Linked DNA regions of Mus musculus: region 2 is linked to region 1. Evidence: chromatin loops called from intact Hi-C (ENCODE). Cell type or tissue: heart. All regions are shown on one strand. Each heading gives the region's core, and the rest is flanking DNA. Links, peaks and the distances in the headings are about the cores only.

Region 1 (10,422 bases), core at 705-8,704:
CAAGGGCCAAAAAAATCAAACTGTACAATCAAACAATGCCATGCCACAAAGCAGAAAGTATGGCTGTGTGGAGGAGCCTGGTTTTCATTAGCCAATACTGGTTTTCAAAACTTTGTCGCTGCTATAGATCCGTGTACACAGCTGTGTGTGAGCATGTCTGTGTGTGTAAGCATGTTTGTGTGCATTCTGAACTCTGTACTAACTCAGTTGCCACTGAGACTCATGTGGGCTGGAAATGAAGAACATAATCAAAAACACACAATGAAAAGAAAGCACATTCAACTCCTATCCATCCCGCCTTTCCAGTGGCTGTGGAAACAGCATCAAGCTTGAGGCCTTACCCTGTTCGCTTCGTGATGGTTCCCAGTGTCATTGGCTGTTTGATTTGCGCAAGAGGCGTCACTACCATCAAGCTGGGGAGGGGAGAAAGCCGGGGATTGCCAGGGTTGTTGTTTGTAAAGTTATTGTAAGAGTCTTGGCTGGTCAGCTTCCCTACAAAAAGAAACAGAAAGCAGAGCATCAGGAATGGAAGCACCCCTCCTGAAAAGGGTTTTGTTTAAGAAAGAAATCAGGGCTGGTGTATAGCTAAGTGGGGAAAGGCATTTGCTCCCAAGTCCCGATAACCTGGGTGGTCTCCAGAGTCACATGGTAAAAGAAATCAACTTCCTACACGTTGTCATCTACTATCTACACACATACAAATGAATGTATGAACAAATGAATGAAAAAAAAAGCAAGATAAAATTTAAAGGAAATTGGTACAAGTATTATGAAACTTCATACAGACTGGAAGCAACCAACATTACAGGTCACTGAAGTAACCATAGCAACTAGTTTTAGAAATTGCAGATGGATTTTTGTTTTTCACTTTGCTGTGTACATGTGCACAAAGGTACACTCATGCGTGTGTGCACATAAAGGTCCATGTCAGGCATTTCCTTGGTCACTTTTCACTTTACACTCTAAGACAGGGCATTGGACTGAACCTAACCCACGCACGCGCTGACTCGGGTAGGTAGGCTGGATAGGGAGCTCTCAGGTAGGTTTCAGCCCTCAACACTGGGAATATCTGTGCTGTTGGACATGGCTTTGTAGATGAGTGCTACAAACCGAAACCTCAGGTTTTCACACTTATACATCAGCAATTTACCAGGTTTCATAGCCCCCAGAATTCTTGTTTCTAAATGCAGTATGGTTTTTTGTTCATCCTTAGAAAGGCCACTGTTTTGATAAAAATTCACTATTTCTCCTTACTATGAGAACTGTAAAAGAAGCTGGTTTGCCTTTTGATGGGTACTGAGAAGTAAGGATAGTTTTTCCTAATTTGTACCACAAATACAGATTCAATAAAAAATAGTGTCAGGAAGAGAATTCCAGAAAGTTCCATGTCCTAAAACTTGAATATATACAATTCAATGAGCACCACCTGAAGACATGTCAATGGGGTGGAATCTCAGTAGACACAGCCTGTGGTACGCTCCCACAATTTTAGAGTGTCTCTCTACTATTGCTAAGCATGACCTTGTTTGTGCAGTTAAGCCAAGAGGCTATGACTATATCAATGCTCAGACTAACTATACAGCCCTGAAAGATAAGAACAGCCACTTTCTAATCCTACCAGGAAGATGCTGACTTCAAAAGCAGACAAGGGTGGCAAAGTGCTGCTCTTCAAGGACACAGGTCCAACAGCTTGTATCATTCCCTGGAATTAATTAGTTAAGCTATGCTAGGGCTGAGAAGAAACTCAAGCACAACAATCTCTGACCTCCCCCCCCATACTAGCAAATTCCAATTTCATAAAAGTAGTGAAGCAATTCACACCTTGGCTGTGATACAAAAGGTAGCAGTTACAATACACACAGACAGACTATGTTTCACACACATAAGAGAGAGCCTTAAGGAAAAGATGAATGGATATTTGTAATACAATAAAGGAGAAAACGTTTTAATAGTTGAGTCACTGAGTGACTTAAATTCTCAAGGTCGGTAGAGACAATAGTTGACAATTCATTATCAGATGACTGTGATTGTATTGAAATGAGGATCCAACATTAATATGTCACAAGCTAATAAAACTCAGGATGTGTCTGTCATATACATTTATCAGCTACTAAGCACAGATCTGATGAGTGTCCCAGCCTAAGATAAGGCTCTGTGAGGGCTCCTATCCCTCTTATCACAAACCTTACAGCACACAGAATGAAGATAAGTACATGTGGCAACAACTACTTGGAAATGGGTTCATAGACCACACGGGAAGTAACCTGGGTAGACAGTGGGAGGACAGGGCAGCTCAGGGCCTGAAGGACAACATAAAGAAGTATACAGGGATGCCATTGTGGGAGCAAAAGTAGTATCTAAATACTACTGCTGAGGTGTACCATGACACTGTGGGAGATAAATTTATTTGCCTTTTAGAATCTCCCTCCCTCCCTCCCCCCTCCTTCCCCCCCCTCCCAACACTATGCATCCTAGGCTGGCCTCTAGCTCAAGGTCCTGCTGCTTCAGCCACCCTAACACTGCAGTTACAAATGTGTCCTATGTTGGCAGGCAGGCTTAGGAGAAACAGTACACACTAACAAAAGTTCTTGCGCAAGCAAACAGCACACAGACGGTGAGCTCACTGAACAGTACTGATCAGACTTTTTTTGGGGGGGGGAGGGGCGGGTTTCGAGACAGGGTTTCTCTGTGTGTCCTCCTGGCTGTCCTGGAACTCACTCTATAGACCAGGCTGGCCTCAAACTCAGAAATCCACCCGCCTCTGCCTCTCAAGTGCTGGGATTAAAGGCGTGTGCCACCACGCCCGGCTCTGATCAGACATTTTTAAGCTTTGGAATACACCTTAGTGGTAGAGCCCTTGCCGGGCACAGAACTCTACAACAGGAAATAAAAGAAAGACAAGTAAACATGAGTGAGAGAGGCACAATGTGATTCCATGGGAGTGTTCCCAATGGGATGCTTTCAGTGGCCAGCACGCAGCAGCTTCACTGCCTCCCTAGGAGACAGAACAGCACAGAAGGGTCTAGCCTCTCCTCAGCCTGCTCCTGCATTCTGGAGCACTATTCGCCTGTAGTCTCCTCCTCCTGGACTGTGTGTTTAAGATGTAGCCTCCATCTGCGAGACAGTATGCAGGAGTGTGTAGAGTTGTGAAGACTTTATGTTAACGGGGTAGGAAGAGTGGCAGTGTCTTTCTTACAAGGTACTAGATTTGGAAGAAGTTTATAAACAGATCTCCTTAATAGCATGGCTTAAATATGTTCTACAAAAGCTCAGTAACTCTCTTTTACATAATTCCCAAATAGACTGCCTGAACTTGAATCAGTATATTAACCAGAAATCTTATTTATAATAGCTGTTAAAGAAATAGCTAAAGGCTGAGAATGGAGTTCAACTGGTAGAGAATCACCTCACATTACCCAAACCCTAGGCTTGCTCCCATCACCGCATAAACCAGACAAGGTACACATAACTGTGATCACAGCATTGGGAAAGGATACAGGAAGACCAGAATGTCTAAAGCTGTTCTTAGCTATATATTAAGTTCAAAGTTAACCTGGGCTACATAACACTATCAGAAAACACAGAAATGAAGAGGGAATGAAAGGGGGAAGGAATGGGGAAAGGGAAAGAGGGAAGGAGGGATAAGAAAAGAAAGGAGAGTGAAAGAAAAAAATTAAAAGAATAAATTTAGCTAGAGAAAAGAAAGATCTCTCAGATGGAATGTGCCTAAGACACAGTATGCTAGGGATTTTAAAAGAAAACAAATTTAGGAAAGCAATCTATTCTTGTGGATTAAAACATTCATCATCATTAAAATGCCCTGCTTCCCAAAGCAAATTTAATACAATGCCAATTAAATATCTATGACCTCCTTCTCAGAGCTAGGAATGAGAATTCCAATACTAAGGATTCTCAGAAAACAAAGAATATCCAACAGCTTCTTAAGCAAAACCAACCTAGTAGAAAGCAATGCAAAGCTAGGGTGTGAAAACAAGGAAGCCTTCTTCTGGATGCTAATATGACAATTTGGCTCACAAACATCTATAACTCTAGATTCAAAGGATCTAACACCCTCTTCTGGCCTCTTTGGGTACCAGGCATATACATGGTACACATACAAATATGCAGGAAAATACTCATAAAAATACATATGAAGTAATAAATAAAAAGCCAAGCTCTGCCTGGTACCTGTAAATATGCATAACTTTTATATTTTCATGGATTTGGAGGTAGCTCTGTGCAGAAAGTATGAAGACCTCAGTTCAATTCCTTGAAACCATGAAAAAAACAAACAAAAAAAACCCCAATAATCAAAACAAACAAACAAAACAAAAAAAAACGGTGAGGGTAATGGCGGGGCTTACAATCTCAGCACAGGGGAAGCAGAGGCAGGAAGATTACTGGAACACAGTGGTCATTCTGACCTACTTGCTGGGTTCTAAGACAATGAGAGATACTCAAAGGGTATATCGTGTTCCTCTAGACAGACTGATGGCCACGCACACCATCCACCACCATCTGTACACAGAAACACAAATGAATACAATTTCAACTAAGAAAGAGGACTATGTAAGTTACCAAATGAACCATTAATGAGGCAACCTAGTATCTGGTAAGCTTCCATAGGAAAGTCCTACTACACAGGTGGAGAAGCCAATTGTTACGGAAAAGAAACCTGGGATCAGAAATGCCCTGTAACCGGTGTAGACGTGAGATTAAATGACTGTGACTGCAAAGAAGACACTAACAAGGGAGACAATGAGTCTCTCAGTATCCTTGCCTCTTTAACTCCACAGCAGGAGGCTGACTGGGATCACAGCCTGAGCTCAGCCCTGATCAGCAAGTCCATGGTGGTGGAGTGGGGGGAGGGAGGAGAAGAAAATGAACAGATGATGGGAAAAACATGTTACCACTGACATCTGAGAAACCGCTCGGAGACAAAGAGAAGGAGTTACTGTTATTGTTTTAAAGGACAACTTAAAAAGGGAGATGAAGCACATAAATTTTGCACACACAGGAGTTTCCTTGTCAAATAGAAATTGAAGGATAAAAAGAAAGAATCATGAATGATGGTATCAGGTTAGTAATCGAGGGACAGCACAGACAAGCCTCAGTAGCAGACACAGCGATCAACAGTTCAATAAGCATTGCCAAATGAATTTTCCAGGGGAGGAAGGGGAGAGGAGCTGACAGCCCCCCTGGCCCCCAACAATAGGGAAAAATACATTTTTGGAGAGATCTCAAAATACTTTAGAAAAGGCCAAACATGGTAGCATAGGCAAAAATCTCAGCAATTGAAAGGCCCAGGCAGAGGCTCAAAACCAGCAAAAGCTATGTAATGAACCCTGTCGCAATTAACAGGGGAGGGGATAAAAAGACAAGTGAGCGAGCCGATGGATTTGTGCCCTGCTCAGACTCATGCTGATCTGGAAAAGGAGTGGCAACTCCATACCTTTAGGAACACACAGAGACACTTGTCTGCAGTACCGAGGCTAGCTCTCTGTGCCACAGTCTCACAGTGAGAGTGAGCACAAAGGTGTTCTAAGTATACTGTCTATGGACTTGGAGTCCATCTTCCCTACCCTTTTCTTTGTGCCAACTCCAGGAAATAGTTTAGGAAAATAGGAAAACTGAAGAATTCAAGGAGATGCCACCGCACCGCTGAGTGCTTACATCAGCGAGGCGCCTCCCTTCCTGTCCCTGTCTCTCTTCACCACAGAACAGAAACTGCCTAGCTGCAGCCTCAGAGAAAGACTTCATGAAGCCTTAAGACCCATAAAACACTTCCACACGATCATACTTTCCCATCCCGGCAGACACGAGACCTGCAAGTGAAAAATGCAGTGAGAAAGAATGGATATTCTCACAGGGTTCCTGGCACAACCAGACAGAGGAAGTCCCAAAAATCTCCTGAGAAAATGAGCTCTTCTAAGACTCCTATCCAGCTTTCCAGGGTTAGGCTATATAGATAAACTTGCATAAGCCTTCGGGCTTTCGGGTCTTTATCCAAATCCACCAGAGCTTTGATCCCTTAGAGGGAAACCAGTCTCCACGATAGATGGGCATCTCACTGGGGGTGGGGGAGGAAAGACCAAATTCCAATAAGATGGTTTCTTGACAAATTAAAGCAGAAATTCTATGGCAAAACAGGACATCATTTAAAAATCTGAATTGAAAGGAAAAAAAAAAAAACTCATCATGCTGAAAGCTCTGATTCTTCGGTTTGACCTGTTTTCAGTTGTGTTTACTGTCACTGATCTTACAGTGGAAAGTGAAATAGAATCATGAGCTTCAGGATTCCAGCACTGCCTTACTAAGCGTATCTGAAACAAATTTCTATCTCTGGAAAGGAAACCACCTCACATGGTCTTTCTTGGCTCCTGCCACTTGCACAGAAAGACGTGGCTTATGCTTCATACGGACACAAGGTCCCACAGACGCAGGTGAGGGGGGCTAGGAACCACACAGCATTTCCTCAAACATTTTATACTACAAAGCTCACAGGCAAATGGATTACGTTGAGGATGAAAATGGACAGAGGGGAAGCACCAGCGTGCTTTGTGGCTGCTCCGGAGGAGCGGCATCCCAGGTCAGGTTTGCAGAGCGTCATATTCCCAAACCAGTCATCATTAACGGACTCACTTCCACAGGAAAGGAAAAAAAGCCAAGAGTCTGAAAACTCCGGACAAAAGAAATCCCTGCAGACAGAGTAAAAACAAATTAAAAGACCCATTATAAAACACAGATGCTACAAGGAAAATAAACTTTCCAAGATTTACTGGGCTTTGACAAACCCGGACATTTGTGGAAAAGCCATCAACAGCAACTCCCAGGTAATGTGGGAGGAAGCTTGGCTCCTTTCTGCTTTATCTTTAGCCTCTGTGCAGAAGCTGCCAGGACTGGATTCCCAGCTTCTGGATGCAGGGAAGTGAGAACATGTGAACGAGGCAAACTGCCAAGCACGAGACATTTCTAAGGGAAGCAAGACCCCGAAAGTGCTGAGCACTTCACATTCTGCTGAACGCTAGAGCTACTATCAGCATACTCTGTGCATGGACTTCTTCAGGACACGTGAGAGGAAACGAATGAACAAATGAATGAGGCCATCGCTCCTCCTGATCCTCTTTGCTGCCCAATCACACCATGAAGTAAGGAAAAGAAAACCACCAAGCATGATGTGCAGCAGTCACAGCTCTGGAATCTCCTGCAAGGGGGAACTCAGAGTGGGAGACAGCCGAAAACCCGTGCCAGGTTAGCAGAAGCGTGAGATACACGTGGTCATGAGTGGGAGCCTTAGAAAGACTCCTTAAGAAAGAGGGCTGTGAGAAAGAACACAGACAACGAACAATGGGGTGTCCGGTGAGCCTCTTAGGAGGTCACTGGGGATCCGAGGACAAACAGGCATAGAGATGTTAAGATTCCTTTACAAGAGCAAATTAGCGTGCCCATGGGACAGCATAGTTAGGAGGTCTGCAGTTTTCTGGGTTTTCCTGTGCTCCTTAGACATAGGGCCCTAACCCACATCAGGCATCAGGCAGGCTATTTAAAAGGGCTTATGACAGACACCATCCATGTCTCAGCAAACCAGATGCCTCAGTCCAGTCCGTTTTCATCAATCTCCACAGACTAAAGGGATCTGCCACAGTTGAGGGGCTCTGCTTCTCACCCCATCAAGCTCCTGGCTGCAAGTAATGGAAATTGTATTTGGAAATTAAAATAACAAGGGTACCCCTCAAACCCAAACTCGCGGGTTCCTGGCACTCCCAACCCTATAGAAACATCCTTTCTCCCAATATTTCCTCATCTCCATCCTCCTCCCAACACTCTCGCTATTCTGAGGACAGCGTACAAGCGTCCTCCTGTCTACCCAGTCCCAGAGGAAAGCTGGGTAAGAAGCGCTCAGAGCCTCTGCGCATGCGCACAGTCCGTCCCACACAAAAGCAAAACTGCCGGTCTGCTTTTACTATCCGGCCCTGGACTTGGCGGGTATAAAGCAGCAAAATTTACCAAAGAGTTTTAAGTTAATTCTGGAGTTGAAAAGTTGACTTCTTGACTCTGTTAAAAAGAATACAATGGTAGCTTGTCCTAAAACAATCACTGGATAGCTGAGCTCTGCAAAGCTAGAAAGCATGCTTAGCTCTTGCTTGTGGTCTAATTTAACATTAAAGCATTCTCAACTAAATCTCAACTATTATTTAATCAAAATCAAATAAAATCCTTTAAAACATATATATGTATATTTATTTTTTTTAAGTGCTCAGTACAAACTGGAATTTCTAGTATATGGGTTGCTTTTGGTCAGAAAGGGAGTGTCTGTCCCTCCCTCCCTCCCTCCAGCTCTGCTCTCCCTCCCTCAGGCCCCTAGCCCGCCTCCTTTCCCTCACAGATGAGGATGACAAGCTTCCCAGCTGCAGTTCCTGGACTCTCAGCCTTCTTTCTGACCTTTTCTCAGGCATGTTCCAGTATATTCTGCAATCTACTCAGTAGGAAAAGGAAACAGCAGCGCCCTGGTGTGAGACAGTGCCTTCTGACCCGCAGACCAGGCTGCACAGGCCTGGGATCTCAGCAGGAGATGGAAGGAAAGAAAATTAGCTCTGGACATGGAGGCTGGACACGCTTTACCAAACAACTGCGCGGACTTAAACAGAGGCAGAATCTCCAAGGATGATCCCAACTGCAGTTCTTATTGCTGTGATTGTTGCTCCTTGGGAAGGCAGCAGATGACAAAACATTGCAACAGAAATCTAGCAAAAGCATTGGTTGCTTTTTCTAAGAAAGCTTCCTGGTACCACAGTAACCACTACGGGTACAGAGGAGGAAAACAATCCATGTTTTTCAGGTGGAGACAGTTATTAGTGATGTTCTGCTACAGCACACAGAATGGTCCAGAACTCACCATCTGGTGTTCTCCAGTGTCAAGGAGAATTAAAAGTATACCTCCAAGAGAATTGGTGGTCTGCCATCATGTGACTGTTTTGAACATATATTTATACATAACACATTATACTTGTGTCAATAGCACAACAGTTAATTCTCTAGCTGTTCTCTCCTGATTCTCAGAATATCCTCACCTGTTCCTTACTCTTAAAGTACTGTATGCTATTTTAATGTGTAATACAAGTACTTCCTGGAAGCTAAAATGAATTTTGGATTTAGGAGCCTGATTTATAAGAGTAAAATTTAAAAAGAAAGTCACTATTACAAAGCTTGTATGTACAGTAAGTATAATTTACTCTAAAAGGGCAGTTTGTGGCTAGAATGAGGGGTGAGGAGAAGTAGGGAGAAATAAGGCTGCCAGGGGGTTGTACCAAGGAGCTGGGATGGCTACATGGCTCTAGTACACAGAGGGAGAAAAGAACACAAAAGAGAAAATGGGAGAAATTCTACTGAATTAAAAAAAAAAATTGAACAACATTTTAACATTAATAAAAAACGTTTATTTACTTATTTATTTCGGTTTTACGAGAACAGGGTTTCTCTGTGTAGCCCTGGCTGTCTTGGAACTCACTCTGTAGACCAGGCTGGCCTCGAACTCAGAGATCCGCCAGCCTCTGCCTCCAGAGTGCTGGGATAAAAGGTGTGCGCCACCATGCCCGGCTAGTAAAAAACTTTTAAGTAAGTGATCTATTCATGACCACACAAACAAACAAGTTAATATCAAATGAATAAAAACCGTGGCACGTTCCTTCACTCCTTCAGTTTATTATCTCAGAGCACCCTACACTGTGCGACCAGAGAAATGGTTTAAGAGCTCACACTCACTGTTTAACATTAAGATTAGACTATGGTACCCACTCAACAGAGTTCATTGAAAACCCAGAAAATGACCAATATTTATATGGATATTCATGGAAAAAGTGAGACAGACAGAGAGTGACTATACACCCTCTAAACATGATGCATATTCTTCACATAAATAAAGAACAAAGAGAAAAGATTCTGAGCCTTTTCCCCTAAGATTCAAATTCCTGCCCCAAGTTGCAGTTCCAGCATATCACACTAGCGCTTGAAAGGCTGAGGCAGACTTGCCTTGAATTGAAGCAAGCAATGGCTAAACAGCCAGTACCAGGCCAGCAGGGCTACACAGCAATAATCCATCTTGAAATAACCAAATGGAGCACCCTGGGACACTGCACTTGCCTCTGAAGCAAGCTCCGTTCAAAGATAAAAACTGTATTATTTCAAAACATCAGAGTCTGACATCCCTGAGAGCAGTCGGGCACAAGCACGGCACAGGCGCAGCATCCCACCTCAGCAGCCAGCCTCAGTAGCCCTGAGCACCTACTCTTCATCCTTATCTCACAATTGATTTGTACCATGACACAGAGGAGGTAGATTTACAAAATACTACCTCATTTACATGGGTACACATATGATGTATAAAAGTATCAGGAATTCAGTCAGAAGCAAAAACAAACAAAC
Region 2 (10,422 bases), core at 1,406-9,405, 51 kb before region 1:
GAACAACATCAGAGAGAACAGCAAAAATTCAGGAGTGTGTGTGTGTGTGTGTGTGTGTGTGTGTGGTCTCTTTATGTAGTGTAGCCCTATCCTGGAACTCAACGTAGACCAGGCTGGCCTCAAACTCATTGAGATTATCCTGACTCTGCCTCCCCCAGGGGTTGGGATTAAAGATGTGCACAACCACATTCTGCCATAATTTTAAAACTCTGAGATACCACCCCCCATCATCACTGATAGCACTTTATTTGGAAGGATAAGACAGGATAACAGGTTGTGTTGTGCCTGTTATCACAGAGGTCAGACCATGCAGCTATTAAATAACTTCCTTAAAATTATCAATAATAATGTAATAATCAACTTGGACCTCAGCAAACTGACTTATTAAACACAATATCAAAAGGCTATCAAAAGAAAGATAATATATAAATGCTGAGTCTCCAGAGGCTTCAGAACAAATACTATTAAGATAATAACTACAATTGAAAGGTCTGCGCACCAGGCAATGTAGAGGAATAATGCATGTATGTACTTCTGGCAATCACACGGTGAGGGTTTACTGCATATATGCATAGTGCTATTTTACAAGCAACAGAATGAAATGTAAAACACGAAGAAAAGAGATGATAGACTGTGGTGAATCAGATCACACTACACAGTGGCAATATACTGTTCACAACAACAGAGTCATCACAGGACAATTTCACACCTAGGAATCCATTACTGCTCACATTAGATGGGCTTCTCTTAGAGGCAAGGCAGGATCTGATCTGTTCTGCTATGCAGACCAGACTGGGCTTGAGAAATCTACTGCATTTCTGCTGCGATTAAATGTAACTCTACCTTTAGAATTAGAAGTAAACGCGCAATTACACCCAGCACAACACCAACCTTAATGGTATATGAAGCAAAGGATGGTGTAATGAACATGAAGAATGTATTGTGATTTTTAAAAAATGGACGTCATAGTTTTAAACAAACAGTGAAGCCAATGTCCTGCCATGTGACCAGAGGCCAGAAGGACTGAAAGCACACATGATATCCACGGTGCCCACAGGGGACAGAGTCTCAAATTCCCAGATATACTGTGGGATATAAATGGCATAACTCAATGAACATATGTTCTGGGAGAAAAGAGAAGTGAAGAATAAGCCTAGGCCAGGTGAACTATATCACATCCCAAATCTCAGCATTCAACAGGAGGCTGAGGCAGGAGGACATCCACAAGTTCAAAACCATGTGGACTACACAGTGAATTCCAAGATAACCTGGGCTACAGAATCAGTCTCTAAACAAACAGGCACATAAAAATTTTAAAATTAAGAAGACACCCTGGATTCTGACTTCAGCAGCAGCTCTGAGTGGTTAGTGAAGGCAAGACAGCCGGGGAATGAGAGAAAGAGCTAATGCTCAGACATTTAAGTGGCCAATGCTCTGGAGACCACCAGAAGGAAAGTCAGGAGGGCTTTTATGTCTCCACCCCTCTAGACATGGATCCCATTTAAATTTTTGAGAGTCTAATTTAATTTAGCCTGGCAACAATTTTGTTTGTTTTGTTTTGAGAAAGGGTCTCTAGCACAAAGTCCTGCTAGCATCGAACTCACAGAGATTCAGGTGACTCAGTTCCCCGTGTTTGAATTGAAGCTATGTGCCATCACAGCTAGCTTAGCTTTATTATTTTTAAAAGCTGTTACTGCTGTTGACAAAGATAAAGCCATTTTGTCATGTGGCTGGAATATAATTTCCTATAATTTCATTGTAAAAGATACACAAGGAAGGTCAGAAGGCTATTTTAAAGCAAACTCTCGATGTGTAACAGGTATTTTTAAATTGTGCACAGGATGTTCTTATGCCTTGTACTCACAAACCACCAGTCAGACTGCTGAGACTAAAGATGTGGGCAACTACACCAAGTCAAAGCTTATTAACTGACTGGTAACTCTGCGGACGGAGACACAGACTGCACTCATTTAAGGTAACCCACTACCACCTAGCCATATTCCACTCTGATTTGAACAGGAAGATAAGTAGATATTGTATTACATTAAAATAAGCCCCTCAGCACATTCACACATATGCACAAAGCATAAATTGGCTGGCTTTTTAAAGTGTTCCATTTAAGAACTAAAATATGTGTTGCACTGATCAGCTCCTAATCGATGACAACAAATGACAGGTAACATGGAGTCAGCAACAGGACACTGTGTCAAAAGGAGAAGTGTGAATACTGAGAGGACACTCATCTCAAAGGAAGACTTGAAGCCTGTCTTGCATGCAACTTCCTGTTTCCCCTCTCCTACCTGAGGCTGTTAAGATCTAGATCATCCGTATCAAAGTCCAAGAGCGGCTGTGGTGTGTCGCTAGGTCCGTGCGATTGTAACACAGAAGAACTAGTTGATATGACCGTGGTCTGGCCTGAGGTTTGGATGGTTTTGAAATGGAATTGTGGGCCCATCCACAGGCGCCTGTGGGGTCCGGTGTGTGTCACAATTTCAACCTGAAAAAGAGACACAGTCATGGTTTCAAGGTACTATGGCCTTAACACCCACTTTCCATCTGAGTGAAATAAAGGCAGCCAGAGCGCCCAGAGCAAAATACAATCAACATTACGGCCTACATGGGCATTTCTGAAATCTTTTGACTGGATTTCATGGACATTAAGAATAAACTGTAGGAGGCTTGAGAGATGGCTCAGTGGTTTAGAGCATGCACTGTTCTTGCAGAGGACTTCAGTTAGTTCCCGATACCCACAATGGGTGCCTTGCAATGGCTTATGGCGCAAATTCTAGATGACACAGAACTCTTTCTGAATTCTCAAGTACATAACCCCATACACAAGCATATTAAATTAAATTATTTAAAATTAAATCTTAAAATAATCAAACTGTTCCCACAAGAGCCATATATAGTAGGACAAAAGCCCCAATACCAGGGATGAGAAGCCTTTTGAATTCTTGGTCAGCATTCTCCAGGAGACTCACAAAACATTATAGACTATGGCTATTGCCCTGGTATGTGATCAGATGTGAAAGGAAGACACCATGTACTTCAGACACAGAACCCACAGGGTCTGAGCTTGATTTGACCTTAAGGTGAGTACCCCGAGGACCAGCTTTCCTGCACCAAATTTGTCACGTGAGCTCCCAGCTATGCAAACCAGCTATGACATTTATGAACCACAACAATGACCAGCATGTTACAAAACATTAAGGGCACACTAGTGGCACCTTTGCCTTGGTGGTAAGCAACAGCTTGCTAATTGGACCAAGACCTGCTTAAAAAGGAACATCATTCCTGGTACTGAAAGCCCAGCCAACCATCTGGGACTACACCAGGCATACAATTGTGAGGACAACCTACAGCCTCCACTTTTACTAGGCCAGCACAATCCCTAGCTAATAGTTTCAATATTTATCATTATACCTACAGGTAGGTTACTTCTCAACTTTCATCAAGGAAACTTCTCTTTGCAACAGAAGAAAGACCGTTACAGAAAGCTATAAAATATCAAAATGCAGAGTTGTAGAGTCCAGTCCCAATGAATATATATCTACAATAAAGGCTCAGGGATGATTATGGAAGAGGAAACTGAATGATTCTAAGAGCCAGAGGTACAGGAAGTTTGCTGTGAGATTGTGTCTTCTACAAAGTGTATGCCCATGAAGTCTCACCAATATGGCTGCCTAACATAACCTAGACAAGGATAACACCAACAGACAAGGTAGTATGGAAAGGGGAGTATTCAGAAAGCCTCAACTCTACACAAAACCCTACAAGCAACTAAGGACTACAGAGGGGGAGAAATAGTCTTTCCTAAGGAAGAGCACACAAATGACCGCCCAATACTAAATGGTCAGCCTGGAAAACATACAAGTAACATTATGCAGATTGAGCAGGCTGCATTCATACTCTTGTGAATAAACATACACCACCAACACCAACACCAACAATTAAAGAGAAAGAGGCCATGGAGTTTAAAGACAATGGAAGGTGGGGGACTTGTACAAAGGAAGGTTTGAAAGGAGGGAAGAGAAAGGGAAAATAATGTAATTATATTATTATCTCAAGAAAAATTTAACCCCAAATTGTAGAAATATAAACACATTAACATACCCACAATATACACAACCACACCATGTATCCCAAACCACCAAAATCCCGAGAGGAAAAGGAGCTATAGATTTGAAAGTGCGGGTTGTCTGTCTCATGGAACTACTATGAGGTCCTTAGGGACTGACAAATTTGTAGATTTAGCTAAGTCAGTAGTTACCCCATGTGGGCATGCAGTGACAGTGACTAAAAGCAATCCTTTCAAGTTCTTGAAAACTGTGCAGTTATTTTTGGCTCTCCAATGCTAAGGTAAGGAATCCAATAATTCCACATATGAAGCTGCTTTCCATGTATAATACTGCAATATATTGATGTTGCTTTCAATTATTCTTATATCTAATTTTATGTAAGTTTTATTTATGTGTATGGATCTGTGTGAGGACAAGTCACATGTGTGAACGTGCCTAGGGAGGGCAAAAGATAGCACAGGATCCCTAGGAACACAGTTACAGGCAGCTGTGAGCCAGCTGATGTGGGAGCTGGGGACTCAGGTCCTCTGGAAGAGTCAGTGCTCTTAACCACTAAGCTGTCTCTCCATCCCTCACATCTATTTTTACATAAAGGAGTTGTTATGTTTTCTCTCATGTAACCGACACTTGATCAAAATGTTTTCTCAACTGTCATAAACATTGACACAGGGATCTACACACAGTAAAACAGCAATGCAAACTTATAAGCATCCCGCTCCATGTAAAGGGTGGGGGAGTTGCTAGGATTATACTCAATAGTGTGAGAAAAAAAGCAAATTGAAGACGGGGCGGGTGGGGGGGGGACCCAAATATCATTACAAATGATCTTTGGAATAACAGTTTAAATAAATCTTCAGGAAAAATCAACCGACGATACTTCTACCAGACTTGACAGCGCTGTATTCACCTCTGTGAAAAGGCTTTATGAAGTGGCTTCCCACATTCCTTGAGTGTCCTGATTGTTTATATTTAATTAAGTTTCTCAGATTATGACAATTGAGTCTGAACAAAAACACAACTGACAAGGTTTGGAATGCGGTTGTGTGCAAGGCTGAGAGGATGCAGGCTCCCAATCTAATGTCGGGAAAGACAACACAGATCAAGGACAGTGATTTCCGTTTCTGGGAGTTGCATTCAGCAATGTAAATTAGGCCACAGATAAAGAACTGTGTGTATTTTAAGCTCCAAACCATGAGTGTCACAGAGCCGAGAGGTAAACAGATGCCTGTGCAATCTCACTGAGGCCGTAGCCAGATGTTGCCATGCTCACGCTCCTGTTGTGTGCAGGACGAACATATTGTATACACTTTCACACTGACAGCACACATTACCCCTGCTTCTAACGGAAAAGCTGAAGTGAAGGACAGTGGTTTCTTTGCCAGAGCTCTTGGACCAAGCTTGTGCACAATGGGATATTTTGTCTTGAGATCACAAGGAGAGGAAGGGCCTCAGCATGTGGGGAGCCGGACCGCTGATTACAGAGCATCTGTGAGCATAGCTGCGGTCATGGAATAAATACACGCTATGTAGAAATGGTTTATTCCTCCAGTTTCTAGAGTCACTTCAGCTTTCAGGCTATCTTCCCTGAGAACACCACAAAGGGTTCCACTTCTCAGAGGCACCTGTCTGATAAAAGCTGTCACACTGGTAATGTGATACAGGTCATTATCCTCCCCTGTGATGTCAGACTGGAGACAGACACAACAGCATCTGTAAGGAAGTCACTGTAATCGCTCCACTGTGAAATCTGCCTGAGTCTCTTTTATTTCAAAGCCCTTCACTTGAAGACCCAGTCACCTGGTAAGGCAAGGAGTGGCTGGCTGAAGCTGTTTTAGGAAAGGTTTAGAGGCCAATGACTGCAGCACGTCAAGGACAGGGATCCCAGGGGGAACTATGCACAAAATAATGTTCAGCTTCCCGTACAAACACATTTGGACATTTGTATGTGCTACGGCAAAGCAAACACTGGAGATAAATGTCAATAAAATCCAATGTGTGGAAACTTACAGCAACATTTCTGAGACATTATTTTCCTCATTAATTTATTTATTCACTTTACATGCCGATTGCAGACCCTACCTTCTCTCAGTTCTCTCTTCCCCTTCTCCTCTAAGAAAAGGAGAGCCCCTGTGAGCACCAACCAACCCTGATACATCAAGTTTATGCAAATCCTCTCCCACTGAGGCCAGACAAGGCAGCCCAGTGGGGGGAACAGGATCCACAGGCAGGCAACACAGTCAGTGACAGCCCCCTCTCCAGTTGTTGGGGGACCCATATGAAGACCAAGCTGCATATCTACTATATTAAGTGTAGAGGACCTAGGTCCAGCCCATGTATGCTCTTTGGTTGGTGGTTTAGTCTCTGGGAACACCAAAGAGTCCAGGCTAGTTGACTCTGTTGGTTTTCTTATAGAGTCCCTATCACCTCCTGGTCCCTCAAACCTTCCCCCAACTTGAGACATTCTTAATATGGAAATAATAATAATACCCAGTGACCAATTCTCTTCGTTTTCCAGTAAGGAAAAGAATAAACACAGATTTCTGTTCTCCCTTATTGTAGTAGCCCCGATATATTTACCTGGGAAAGCCATTCTTCATCTTCCTGTCCACTATGGTCAGAGGCTAAGCTGTCATAGGACCCATGTCGAGTAATGGGGCCAGGACTTCCAGGGGGAAGAGCTACAGGAGAAAGGAAAAAAAAAAAAGAACTTAGACCTTTGTGCACTGGAGATACAAATAATAGCATAATCAGCTCAGATAGATTCTATAACATAAAACACAGGAGCAATTCAAAGAACTAATGATCACACAAGTTCATAGAAATATTTCCCAATTAACAGTAAATGCTGGCCAGGCATGCTACTCAGAAGGCTGCTGGAGAGGATCTCCTGAGGTCGGCTGGGGCAAAAGGAGGGGGATTCATTAAAACAAACAAACAAACAAACAAACAAACAACAGTTGTGGAGACTTAGTGATGGGAAGAGCAGAAAAGAGCAACTAAATCCATCAGAACACGCACAACCTCAATTCACTGAGGTGACACACCTGTCTGCTGGAGGGTGGCCGGCTATGGATTCAAAGAACCCGGAACCCATACATAAAAATGCATGACATTTGATTGAGAAACACTTTCAATCACAGCAAAAACTCATTTATTCAGATATTGTCTTTCTCGGCTATTTCAAGTAATTTCCAGTAATCCTCAGCACTAAGATACAGTTGAAACTAGTCTGTATTCTTCTACAAAGGGAACCTTTAGTTAGTAAAAGCAATAGACTTTTTTTTTTTTTTTTTCATTTACGGGTGTCTGCTTGTTGGAAACAGACTTTTTTTTTTTTTAATGCAGCCCAGGATGGCCTCAAAGTCACTATGCAGCTAAAGTAAGCATGAATTTTGAACTACACAGGGTCTTACTGTGTACCTGTGGCTGGTCTAAAACTCATAGAGAACCTCCTGCCTCTGCCTTCTGAACGTCAGACCCAGGCTTGACTTTTTGCTGGGACTACAGCATCTGAACGAACACTAGGATTCTGCAGTGCTAGGAATCCAACCAAGGGCTTCCTGCACACTAAACAAGTACTGCACATGCAACCAAACACTTCTAACAGTCCCAGAGTTTACATGTCCACAGCCTCACTGCTCTTCTTCACTTGATCTTAGCCAAAAGGCCGAGAAGCGATCTCACTGCTCTTCTTGAAGGTACAATTATTCCTGATTTCTATGCATCTCTCTCTATCCCTACTTTAAGAAAAGACTTCATTTTAGGTTCACAGCAGAACTGGATTTCTCCCTCCAGAGAAAACAAGCAATGGGGTTAACTGGGAAACAGAACAAAAGAGAAGATATGGGGTGCAGGGGAGGGAAGGCAGGAGATGGGTAATAAAGAACCACAGATTAGGACAGGAAACAATCTCACCCAAAAGTTCCTTAGGCTAAACTGCTAAAAGGAAAATGAGCAATTTAAATATGCTTCATACAAATTCCACGAAATACTTAATACATACTCCCATGTAATACATACTCCCAGTAAAGGTGATGTCAATCTTATTTGATGATGCCAGATAAGGTATGGAAAGAACAAACTCAAGAAATAGATAGAGGAGGAGGAGGAGGAGGAGGAGGAGGAGGAGGAGGAAAAGACAATAACAACAATGACAAGGTACGACTCAAGGCAAGATTTTAAAAGACTCAAGCCCATAAAACTTTATCTGAACTTGTTTCAAGAAATGAAGTAAGATCTAATTTAGTAGTTATGGCCAGACATGAACATAGTGTTGAAATGTAAGATTTGCAATCGTCCAAACCATGAACTGCTAGCTCTACAAAATCATGGCTCTCTAGCACAGGCATGCTGATGTTTAGCAAGAAGCCCAAATGATCACAAAGCCACACAGCCACTTCGTTTATGAGGGCAAACAAAAGAGTAACATAACAATTTTCCATTATTTTCCATTGTTCCAACATTCTTTTGGAACGAATTCTGTTCTATACTGCACAGATGTTAAGTCAACTGATGTTTTCAAGAACAATGTTCCTGAATCATTCATCACCTTTGTTTGATGTTTGTTTGATTCTTGTCACAGACAGAACCAAGAGGAACCCTCAATTTCCTGTCCTCCGTTAAGTGTAAGGCTTAAGTTTTGTATTCTAGATAGAGCAAGTGACAGCAACAGATGGTTTGGCACTTACTAGGACTTATGAAGGTGGCAGGGATGGACTTAGAGCCTGGCTGCAGTGGAACCACAGCCAGACGACAGGGGCCTTGAGCTGGCCGTTTATTGGTTTACTGTGCTATTGTTATCTGGATATGGGTATGCTTGGAATTTCCCACGGGGGGGGGGGGGGAGGATGAGGAAGTGGGGTGGGGGAGGGGCCTCTCTGTCCTGTCTGCTTTACAAAGGAAGTAGTAAATATTCCAGATATACAACTCAGAAATGAATTCTTTGTATATGTGAAATAGTGACAATAAATAAGTCTCCTTTAAACTGCCAGAAGAAAAAGACAAGGAAATCATGAATTTGAACCTCCTTCACGGAGATTTTAAGGCCTTTTGCTCACCAGTTTGCTCTGGAAATATCACAATATAGAAAATTAAAATAAAGTGTACTTTTCATATTTAATGAGTATCTGGGCTGGAGAGATGGCTCAGCTGTTGAGAGCATTGGATGCTCTTCCTAAAGTCTGGGGTTCAATTCCCAGGACCCACGTGGCAGCTCATAGCTGTCTTAACACCTGTTCCAGGGGATCCAACAGATGTTAAGTACATCTCATACAGACATACCCAAAGGTAAAACACTAATGTATATACAAAATAAAAATAAATATATTATAAAAATTAAATGAATATCCTTTTTTTTCTCCCCTAGACTTATTGACATTTTAAATGTTCTCCAATCCCAGCAGGGAGGGTATTCAACATTTATGTCTTAGGGAGGGAATTAACACAGGAGACATTTATGTCTTAGGAGGGAGGTCACATGGAAAAATAACTGCAAATGCTGAAGCTAGTAGGAAGGGGAAAAAAACGTCAAAAGGAAAGTCTGACTGAACTAGGACTATCCACTTTGGTTAGAAATGAACCCAATCCTATGCTGAGGGATATGGGATGTGGTTGGGAGTTGACAGAATCTCAGCCACTCTGTTAGAGACTGCATCACTGCTGAATGGATTCAGGAAAGCAAGACAAACATCTGGTCTATCACCATGTCAAGATGCTCACTTCAGCAGGCAGAGCATTTCCTACACGTTTAAAAGTAGCAGGCAAAGTTCAGGAGCACGAAACAAGGAGCAGAGACTGGGTGCTAGGGAACACTGTGTATTGATTACCAATAATCTCATTAGAAACTAGATGATACCAAAAGGGATGAAATGTCACCAAACCTTATGTTACAGCTTTTTTTATACAAAATTCAGATGCAACATTAGAAAGGATTACAGTGAGTCATTGTTCACATTTTTAATAATGTACGCTAAAGAACTATTGTAATTTCAAAATGAGAGTTTTCCTTTAATTCATTTTTATGTATGTGTGTATTCTTGAGTGTATGTTCATATATAAGCCTCACACATTCAAGGGCCTATAGAGGTAAGAAGGGGCTTATAGATCTTTAGGAACTAGAGCTATAGGCTACAAGGGATGCCATGTGGGTGCTAAGAACTGAAACCAGGTCCTCTACAAGGGCAATAAGCATTGTTATCCACCAAGCCATCTCGGCAGCACCAAAAATGAGACTATTCTTGATCCTACTTAATACTTTGTGTATCTTGCAAGCCCAATCTGAAAGAAACAAGACACAGACCAACTACCTGAAGAAAAATTGTTAGCACCTTTACAAACATTTGTC

The links. Peaks named below come from ENCODE experiments on the same cell type or tissue, not always from the same donor. Only the 100,000 strongest peaks of a DNase experiment are listed, where the experiment ranks them.
Region 2: a loop joins it to region 1, with 4 times the contacts of the local background. A loop is called at or near these places in 7 of 42 quality-filtered maps.

Annotation. Positions count from the first base shown.
Region 1 is chr11:85,521,863-85,532,284 of GRCm38, reverse strand. Bcas3 (breast carcinoma amplified sequence 3) reads right to left here. Exons shown (of 24, transcript NM_001166643.1): 16 at 342-492. Among named protein-coding and RNA genes, the nearest start is that of Bcas3, 170 kb to the right of the region's middle. In heart, for the core only: a CTCF peak has its summit at 4,068 (motif pointing left); DNase peaks (open chromatin) are centred at 6,544, 6,944, 7,874, 8,444 and 1 weaker place; H3K4me3 peaks cover 1,901 bases; H3K27ac peaks cover 2,151 bases; H3K27me3 peaks cover 707 bases.
Region 2 is chr11:85,573,117-85,583,538 of GRCm38, reverse strand. It overlaps Bcas3 (breast carcinoma amplified sequence 3), which reads right to left. Exons shown (of 24, transcript NM_001166643.1): 20 at 6,657-6,757; 21 at 2,301-2,497. Among named protein-coding and RNA genes, the nearest start is that of Bcas3os1, 140 kb to the left of the region's middle. In heart, for the core only: no CTCF peak of the experiment used is centred there; a DNase peak (open chromatin) is centred at 8,818; H3K4me3 peaks cover 304 bases; H3K27ac peaks cover 2,553 bases.